2 separate regions of the Homo sapiens genome follow, and region 2 is linked to region 1. A link is a contact called in ENCODE Hi-C or POLR2A ChIA-PET data. All regions are on one chromosome and are shown on one strand. The core of a region is the stretch at or near the end of the contact, and the rest is flanking DNA. Distances in the headings are between cores, read along the strand shown.

Evidence for each region. Hi-C counts contacts between places; a loop is a spot of excess contacts on that map. ChIA-PET counts read pairs that join two places held with the same protein, here RNA polymerase II (POLR2A). Pooled maps may share reads with other maps.
Region 2: a loop to region 1 is called in a map of posterior cingulate gyrus, with 2.3 times the contacts of the local background. The contact joins two enhancer-like sites. A Hi-C loop is called at or near these places in 47 of 168 maps with a recorded cell type or tissue (B cell, CD4-positive, alpha-beta T cell, CD4-positive, alpha-beta memory T cell and 30 more), 37 of 37 single-sample maps with no recorded cell type and 37 of 50 pooled maps. POLR2A ChIA-PET finds 5 or more read pairs at or near these places in 23 of 52 experiments (A673, AG04450, CD4-positive, alpha-beta T cell and 17 more).

What each region holds. Positions count from the first base shown.
Region 1 is chr4:86,996,493-87,000,213 of GRCh38, forward strand. The region is part of intron 2 of AFF1 (ALF transcription elongation factor 1); the gene reads left to right. Among named protein-coding and RNA genes, the nearest start is that of AFF1, 63 kb to the left of the region's middle. Within about 2 kb of position 1,764, at least 3 of the 41 ENCODE cell types and tissues checked have a DNase peak (open chromatin) inside an H3K27ac peak, as active enhancers do; they include GM12878 and OCI-LY7, where a contact is called at or near this core.
Region 2 is chr4:87,071,420-87,075,140 of GRCh38, forward strand. All of the region lies in intron 4 of AFF1 (ALF transcription elongation factor 1), which reads left to right. LOC105377320 (a long non-coding RNA gene) reads left to right here. Exons shown (of 2, transcript XR_938956.2): 2 at 2,120-3,721. Among named protein-coding and RNA genes, the nearest start is that of AFF1, 140 kb to the left of the region's middle. RefSeq lists enhancers at 2,182-2,371, 2,392-2,441. Within about 2 kb of position 1,977, at least 21 of the 41 ENCODE cell types and tissues checked have a DNase peak (open chromatin) inside an H3K27ac peak, as active enhancers do; they include GM12878 and OCI-LY7, where a contact is called at or near this core.

The DNA.
Region 1 (3,721 bases), core at 514-3,013:
AGATGTGCTTTGTTAAACAGATGCTTGAAGGCAGCATGCTCGTTAAGAGTCATCACCACTCCCTAATCTCAAGTACCCAGGGACACAAACACTGCGGAAGGCCGCAGGGTCCTCTGCCTAGGAAAACCAGAGACCTTTGTTCACTTGTTTATCTGCTGACCTTCCCTCCACTATTGTCCTGTGACCCTGCCAAATCCCCCTCTGTGAGAAACACCCAAGAATGATCAATTAAAACAAACAAACAAACAAAAAAACCCACAAATATTTATGTTGAAACTTAAACCCGATGTGGCAGTATTAAAAGGTGGAGCCTTTAAGAGGTGATTGGATCGTGAAGGATCTGCCCTCATGAATGAATGCATTCAAGATTAACGAGTTTATGGGTTACCATGGGAGGAGAACTGGTGGCTTTTAATTTAATTTAATTTTATTTTTTTGAGAGGGAGTCTTGCTCTGTTGCCCAGGCTGGAGTGCAGTGGCACGATCTCAGCTCACTGCAACCTCTGCCTCCCGGGTTCAAGTGATTCTCCTGCCTCAGCCTCTCAAGTAGCTGGGATTACAGGTGCCCACCACCATGTCTGGCTAATTTTTGTATTTTTGGTAGAGACGGGGTTTCACCATGTTGGCCAGGCTTGTCTCGAACTCCTGAGGTCAGGTGATCCGCCCGCCTTGGCCCCCCAAAGTGCTGGGATTACAGGCATGAGCCACCACGCTTGGCCTGAACTGGTGGCTTTATAAGAGGAAGAGACCTGCAGTAGCATGTTTGCATGCTCAGCTCCCTCACCATGTCACTTTGGGACTCTAGAGTCCCCACCAGCAAGAAGGCTTTCACCAGGTGTGGCCCCTTAACTGTGGACTTCCCAGCCTCCATAACTGTAAGGAATAAATTCCTTTTTAAAATAAATTACCCAGTTTCAGGTATTCTGCTATAGGCAGCAGGAAATGGATTAAGGCACATGCATTCTAAATATTTAAAAATGCATACTTGGGCTGGGCGCAGTGGCTCATGCCTGTAATCCCAGCACTTTGGGAGGCCGAGGCAGGTGGATCACAAGGTCAGGAGATCGAGACCATCCTGGCCAACACGGTGAAACCCCATCTCTACTAAAAATACAAAAAATTAGCCGAGTGTGGTGACGGGCGCCTGTAGTCCCAGCTACTTGGGAGGCTGAGGCAGGAAAATGGTGTGAACCTTGGGGGCAGAGCTTGCAGTGAGCCAAGATTGTGCCACTGCGCTTCAGCCTGGGCAACAGATCGAGACTCCATCTCAAAAAAAAAAAAATGCATACTTAAGAGAAAAGGATAGAAAAAAACAGGCCTAAGAAGCTGAGTGAGGCTGGGCATGGTGGCTCACGCCTGTAATCCCAGCACTTTGGGAGGCCGAGGCTGAGGTCAAGGACTCCAGACCAGCCTGGCCAACATGGAGAAACCTCGTCTCTACTAAAAATACAAAAAATTTGCCAGGTGTGGTGGCACATGCCTGTAATCACAGCTACTTGGGAGGCTAAGGCAGGAGAATCGCTTGAACCCAGCAGGCGGAGGTTGCAGTCAGCTGAGATTGTGCCATTGCACTCTGGCCTAGGCAATAAGAGCGAAACTCCGTCTCAAAAAAAAAAAAAAAAAAAAAAAAAAAAACAAGAAAACTGCGTGGACAGCTTTAGTATCAAGAGGGCAGAAGTAGAACCAATGGAACAGGGCTCTATTTTAGCTTCATGAGAGATAGAAGTTTCTAATCCTCATCATTGGCCTGCTGTGGAAGGGGCTGCCTTGTAATGACAACAGATGTCCCTGGAGACATGCAAACAAGCTAGTCTCGCTAGAAGAAAGAGCATTCTTGCATGGAGAAGTGGATTAGATGACCCTTACCTCCTTCCTGGAACTAAGACTTGATTATAGTTGTTTTGTTTTTAGAATAATTGTGATTCAGTTTTGTGACTACAAAAACAGGTGTGTGTTCATTTTATAACGTTTAGACAATTTTTAAATACCCAGAAGAAAATAACGTCATCTGACTGTTCCATTCAGAGATACCTACTGCTAGCATTTTGCTACAGAGGCCCCATCAATCTTTTGAATACACATTTCATTCAATTTTGATGAAGTGGGATACTAACAAACATACTGTATTGTACCTGTTTTTTTTTCCTTTTAAAAATTATTGTATTTTGTACCTGCTTTTTTATTAATCAAAAAACTCTGATACTATGAATGTCTTCCTTGTCATTAAGTATTTTTTGTAAAACAAGAGGGTGAAAGCTTATTCAGTGGAGGGGGTGGTAGTGGTGATGGGAGGAATTAGAGATCAGTGTTATAAATTCAGAAATAAAGAGAAGTATCTAAAGTGAGCTCTTCCCACTCCCATCCCTCTACTTTCAGTATCTCAAGAAATCTCTGGGATTTTGGTAGCAATATGTGTGGAGAACAAGCCAGGAAAAGGATCTCTAGTTTGGATGATTGGTGATTGGCTCATAAATTAGGGGCCAGGAGGAATGGAGTGGGTTGGAATTGGGGCCATTCAGATGAATTCTGGCCTGGTCTGGCCTTGGGACCATTTCTCAGGCTGTCTCTTTCTCTTCCCTGTTTCCCTTTCCTTTTGAAAGGCATCACTACTCCTTCGCACTCACTGGTGTTTGCTATTCAACAAATTATTAATGTGGCTGATCTTATTTTAAGGGGTTTATTGCTGATCTTCACAGTTAAAAAACACACGGTAAAATATGGAATGTTTTAGTTTTGTGTTAGCCAAGTCCCTCCTGATCTGCTTATAGGAAGCTCTCTTTGAATTCTGCCTTCTGCTTTTATTCCCAAGGAAGGAACTAACTAAACACACTTTTCCCCTAGTCTTTTTTAATTCCTTTTTTTGTGAAGGAGATACTATCTTCTTCCTGTATGGAGAAACCACCCCTTACAGACCCTAGAGGCAGCTAAGTCTCATTGATAGATATCTCTCAGCATCTGTTGTAACTGCATCCAGATGGGGAGGATCTTATTGTGTAGACACAATGAGAAAATGTTCTATTTTGGACAACCTCCCAAGTGCCTTTTCATGCCCAGGAAAGTGTTTTGGGGCATCTAGAACAAATAGTCTTGGAGTTACAGAGAGAAGTTTAGGTTGGAGTTACACATTTAGAGAGTTACTGATGATATTGTACAAGACAGCATTTAGATTGAGAAGAGACAAGTAAGGTTTGTTAGAACTCTATCCTGGATCCTGGATGTGTGAGCAGAAAGAATTGTAAAATAAGATTGAGTTGCTTGAAGTCTGCAGAGAGCCTTTCATGGGAGGTGGTCACTGGCATCATAAAGGAAGCCGACTTCTCTTGGTGTAAGAAGCTTGGCAGTGATGGCAGAAGGAGACTGGGTGGTAGCGTTTACAGAGAAGAAACCAATGTATTGGGAGAAATGCCTTGTGCTGGGACTAGGGTAGAGAAAATAGATGATGAGCCTGGAGCATCCTGTAGTAACAGAAAGGAAAGGGTGCTCGAAACACAAAAGGATGGGGCATGTCAAAGGGGCAAGGAGCCAACCTGAAGGGGCTCCCAGTGGCCAAGGCTGGAACAATTTGATAACAAAATCAATCATGTAGTGGCTTATGATACAAAGTTCAAAGGAAATACCTGTGAGAGCATGCTCATATAAATAAATAATTGAATGAGTAAATAAATGGAGAAGAGGCAAATCTTTCTTAGAGAAGAATTTCAAATATGTATAGCTATTACCA
Region 2 (3,721 bases), core at 727-3,226, 75 kb after region 1:
AGTGTTGCTGTGGCTGTAGAAATAACACTGCTCATTTTTATGGAGGATATTGCTGTATGCCAGTTAAAGAAATTCAAGTTGAAAGACCTTTAAATTTTTTTTAATAATACACTTCCTTCCCCACCCCCAAGCTGTCACCATGATTATGATGCCAGGAAAGCAGTGCGGTGGCTCCAGGATTGTTCTCCCATGGGCTGTGTGCCAGGTGGATGAAGTAGTCAGGAGGGCCACAGTTGGGTTTATGTACAACCTAGATATCATCTACTTGTGCTGGTTGACCCTCCATTTTCTAAAGGCAATTTCCAAAGGGAGTTGCTTTTGTTGTTACTATTAGAACGGTTGCCTTTTTTCCATATGATCTCTTCTCTGTCACTTAGGTTCTGTATTCTATATAGAAAAGTATGGAGGGAAAGGGAAGAATCAGGAAAGATAGTGAATGCAAGAATATTGGGGGTTATGATGTGGTTAAGTTAGATTGTGCCTCAAAACACTGAAAAGATTGGAGTTTCGGGTCAGGAGCTCTGGATTAAAGGCCAACGGGAATCTTTTAAACTTCTTGGTTGTGTGTGTGTGTCGGTGTGTGAAGTCAGAGGCAGACGATGAGAGAAATAAATTGAGATGGAGAGAAAATAATATGAATGCTTAGAAGATTTTAAATTCAGGGCTGGGCGTGGTGGCTCACGCCTGTAATCCCAGCACTTTGGGAGGCCGAGGTGGGCGGATCACGAAGTCAGGAGATCTAGACCATCCTGGCTAACACGGTGAAGACCCGTCTCTACTAAAAATACAAAAAATTAGCTGGGCCTGGTGGCGGGCGCCTGTAGTCCCAGCTACTCAGGAGTCTGAGGCAGGAGAATGGCGTGAACCCGGGAGGCGGAGCTTGCAGTGAGCCAAGATCACACCACTGCACTCCAGCCTGGGCAACAGAGCGAGACTCCGTCTCAAAAAAAAAAAAAAAAAAAATTTAAATTCAGAAGGCATTAAGAGGACATTTATTTTTTAAACGATTTTCTCCTTGGCACTTATTAAATACCTATTTAAAATAAATTCAAGAATAACTTTTATATATCTAGTCTGCCCCTTGTATTTATTTATTATTTATTTTTATATTTATATTTTTGAGATGGAGTTTTGCTCTGTCTCTCAGGCTGGAGTGCAGTGGCACGATCTCAGCTCACGGCAGCCTCCGCCTCCTAGGTTCAGCAATTCTCCTGCTTCAGCCTCCCCAGTAGCTGGGATTACACGCTTGCACCACCCACCACCACGCCTGGCTGATTTTTTTTGTATTTTTAGTAGAGATGGGATTTCACCATGTTGGCCAGGCTGGTCACAAACTACTGACCTCAAGTGATCTGCCTGCCCTCGGTCTTCCAAGGTGCTGGGATTACAGGCGTGAGCCAGTGTACCCAGCCTCTTGTGTTTATTTAAAAAGAAATACTGGCGTTTGTCGAATGATGGAGTCTTATTTTCAAACTTTTGTATTAAATATATTTTCGCTTTCACCAGATCAGTAAATCAGTGTATCAGATGAGTCTTGCTGGAAGTCTGATGTAGTTTGTGTATAGTTTTAGACCAAATTTATATGCAGAGATAACGCAGGAAAAGATAATTAAGTCTATCTAAGATTCAGTGGGATTAGTAAGCCTTAAAAAAAAAAAAAGACCAAATCTGTTTATTGATAGGTTATAGAAAAGCAAAATACTTCCTTAAATTAGGCACTTTTTGATAGGCTTAAATAAATGATGTATAACTGTTCATGATGTTCTGATATTAAATGAATTGTACATTCCCAGGATGACCTTGAGCCCTTTTTCTAGACCCTAGTAATTAACCTGATTGCTCATTACCCAGCATTAAAGCCAAAAAAAAAAAAAAAAAAAAAAAAAAAAAAAAAAGCGGGGGCGGAGGATTTACTTGTTCAGAATTAAGATGTCAAGGACAAGGTCGTCTTTATTTGCCTTCTCTCTTTTGCGTTTGTTATAGTGTCAGTAATCCCCAGGGTGTTTGGGGCTCAGATTGCTTCCTCAGAGTATATATGCCTCTAGCCTACCACTTCAATAATTTTCTGTCCTTTTTTCCCCCGTTTTTTTTGTGTTTTGTTTTTAAATAACGATGCCAGGAGACAGAAAACCAACACCTACTCCAGAAGAGGCTGTTGAGATTACTGCTGGAATAAGCCCAGGATAAAATCTTTATGTCCTTTCAGACAAAGCGTGGATTAAATAGTTTATCTGACTCATATGACTGCAGTTTCTTTCGGCCTCATCCAGAAACTGATACAAAGTTGTTTTTTTCTTCTTCCTTTTTCTGGTGCTTCTATAATCTTAGCTTATGCTCAGCTGTGAAAAAAGTAAATGTCCAGGCAGGCACTCTCTGCAACATAGAATTAAACATGCTTCCTGAACATTGTTTGCACTTTCATTTGACAGAGAGCAGAAATACAGGTTTATGTATCCATAAATCCTGTCATGGTTGACAAAGTAATTTAATAGTGTTTTGACTCAGAACCATCCGTTAATACGATTTGAGAGACAGAGTAGAGTGCTCGTGTGTGTGTGCACGTGCGTGTGTGCATGTGTGTGTAGGACTGGATGGGGTGGGTGCAGGGCAGGAAGCATGTGACAGAACACCACCACGCTGCAGTTTCACACCCTCCCTGCAGCAATAGGTTTTAACTGAAAAGCTACTACTCATGCTTTGCAAATTGATAGTCCCACTGAAAAAAAAAAAATTAAATTCTTCCGAAAAACACTCTGAGGTTTTCGTGAGCAGAATTGGTTGTAGAAGGGGAAATAGATCATATAGCTTAGGCCATTTGAAAGGACTTGTCAGTTGACTATTGCTGGAATGGAACCAGTGTCTAGACTTGTTCTTTGTGATGCCTTTAAAAAAAAAAAAATCAGTGCCTTTTAACCATTCTTACTTAATCATTCATGGCTGCTGTGCCCACAATGGGCTTCATGGGGCCTCATGTGGTCTTTCATCAAAGGCACAGTGTTTTAAAGTCTTAGACCATTGGGGATTCTGATTCCCCTTATTACGTGGTGAATGGTAATGGTTCATAGTCAATAGTTAGGAAGTTGGTGAATAACTGAGATTAGACATTTACTGTCAAACAGTGGTAAGTTTTTTACATTTGTTTTTCATTCAGGTACTTTGTTGTTAAGTGAGTTTAAACCTATCCCAGCACACCCTACTTATTTTAACTTTTGCACTGTTAGTTGACATATTGTCATAATATGTACTGAAAACATTTCTGCGTATAAAACATCAACACTGAATTGTACCTTTTATATGTACTGTTTCATGTGACTATACAGGACCTTGCAAACATCAAAAATTATATTGTATGTGATCTCAGGATATATAATGGTAACAAAATCAGTGAATCCAGCATTGTTACTGCTTCTCTCATTATTTGCATATTCTTATCAAGTGAGTGTTTACAATTATACATGTGGACAACAACCACTCATTGTTTTCATTTTTATTTAAGCCGGGTCTTAAGAACTGGAATCCTTGGTTTCATAATTAAAAGAGGCCCTCTTTGTAGAGATCAAAACAAAATTTCCAGAATGTTTTAAGTAGCTCAGTTAATGCAGATTGAGCCTCTACAAATTTTATATGCTTTAGAAAAATATCTTTATGATGCCAATTATGCAGATTACCTCACTGGTATAATCAAAATGACCAACTGGAAAGAAACAATAAGTTTTCTAAT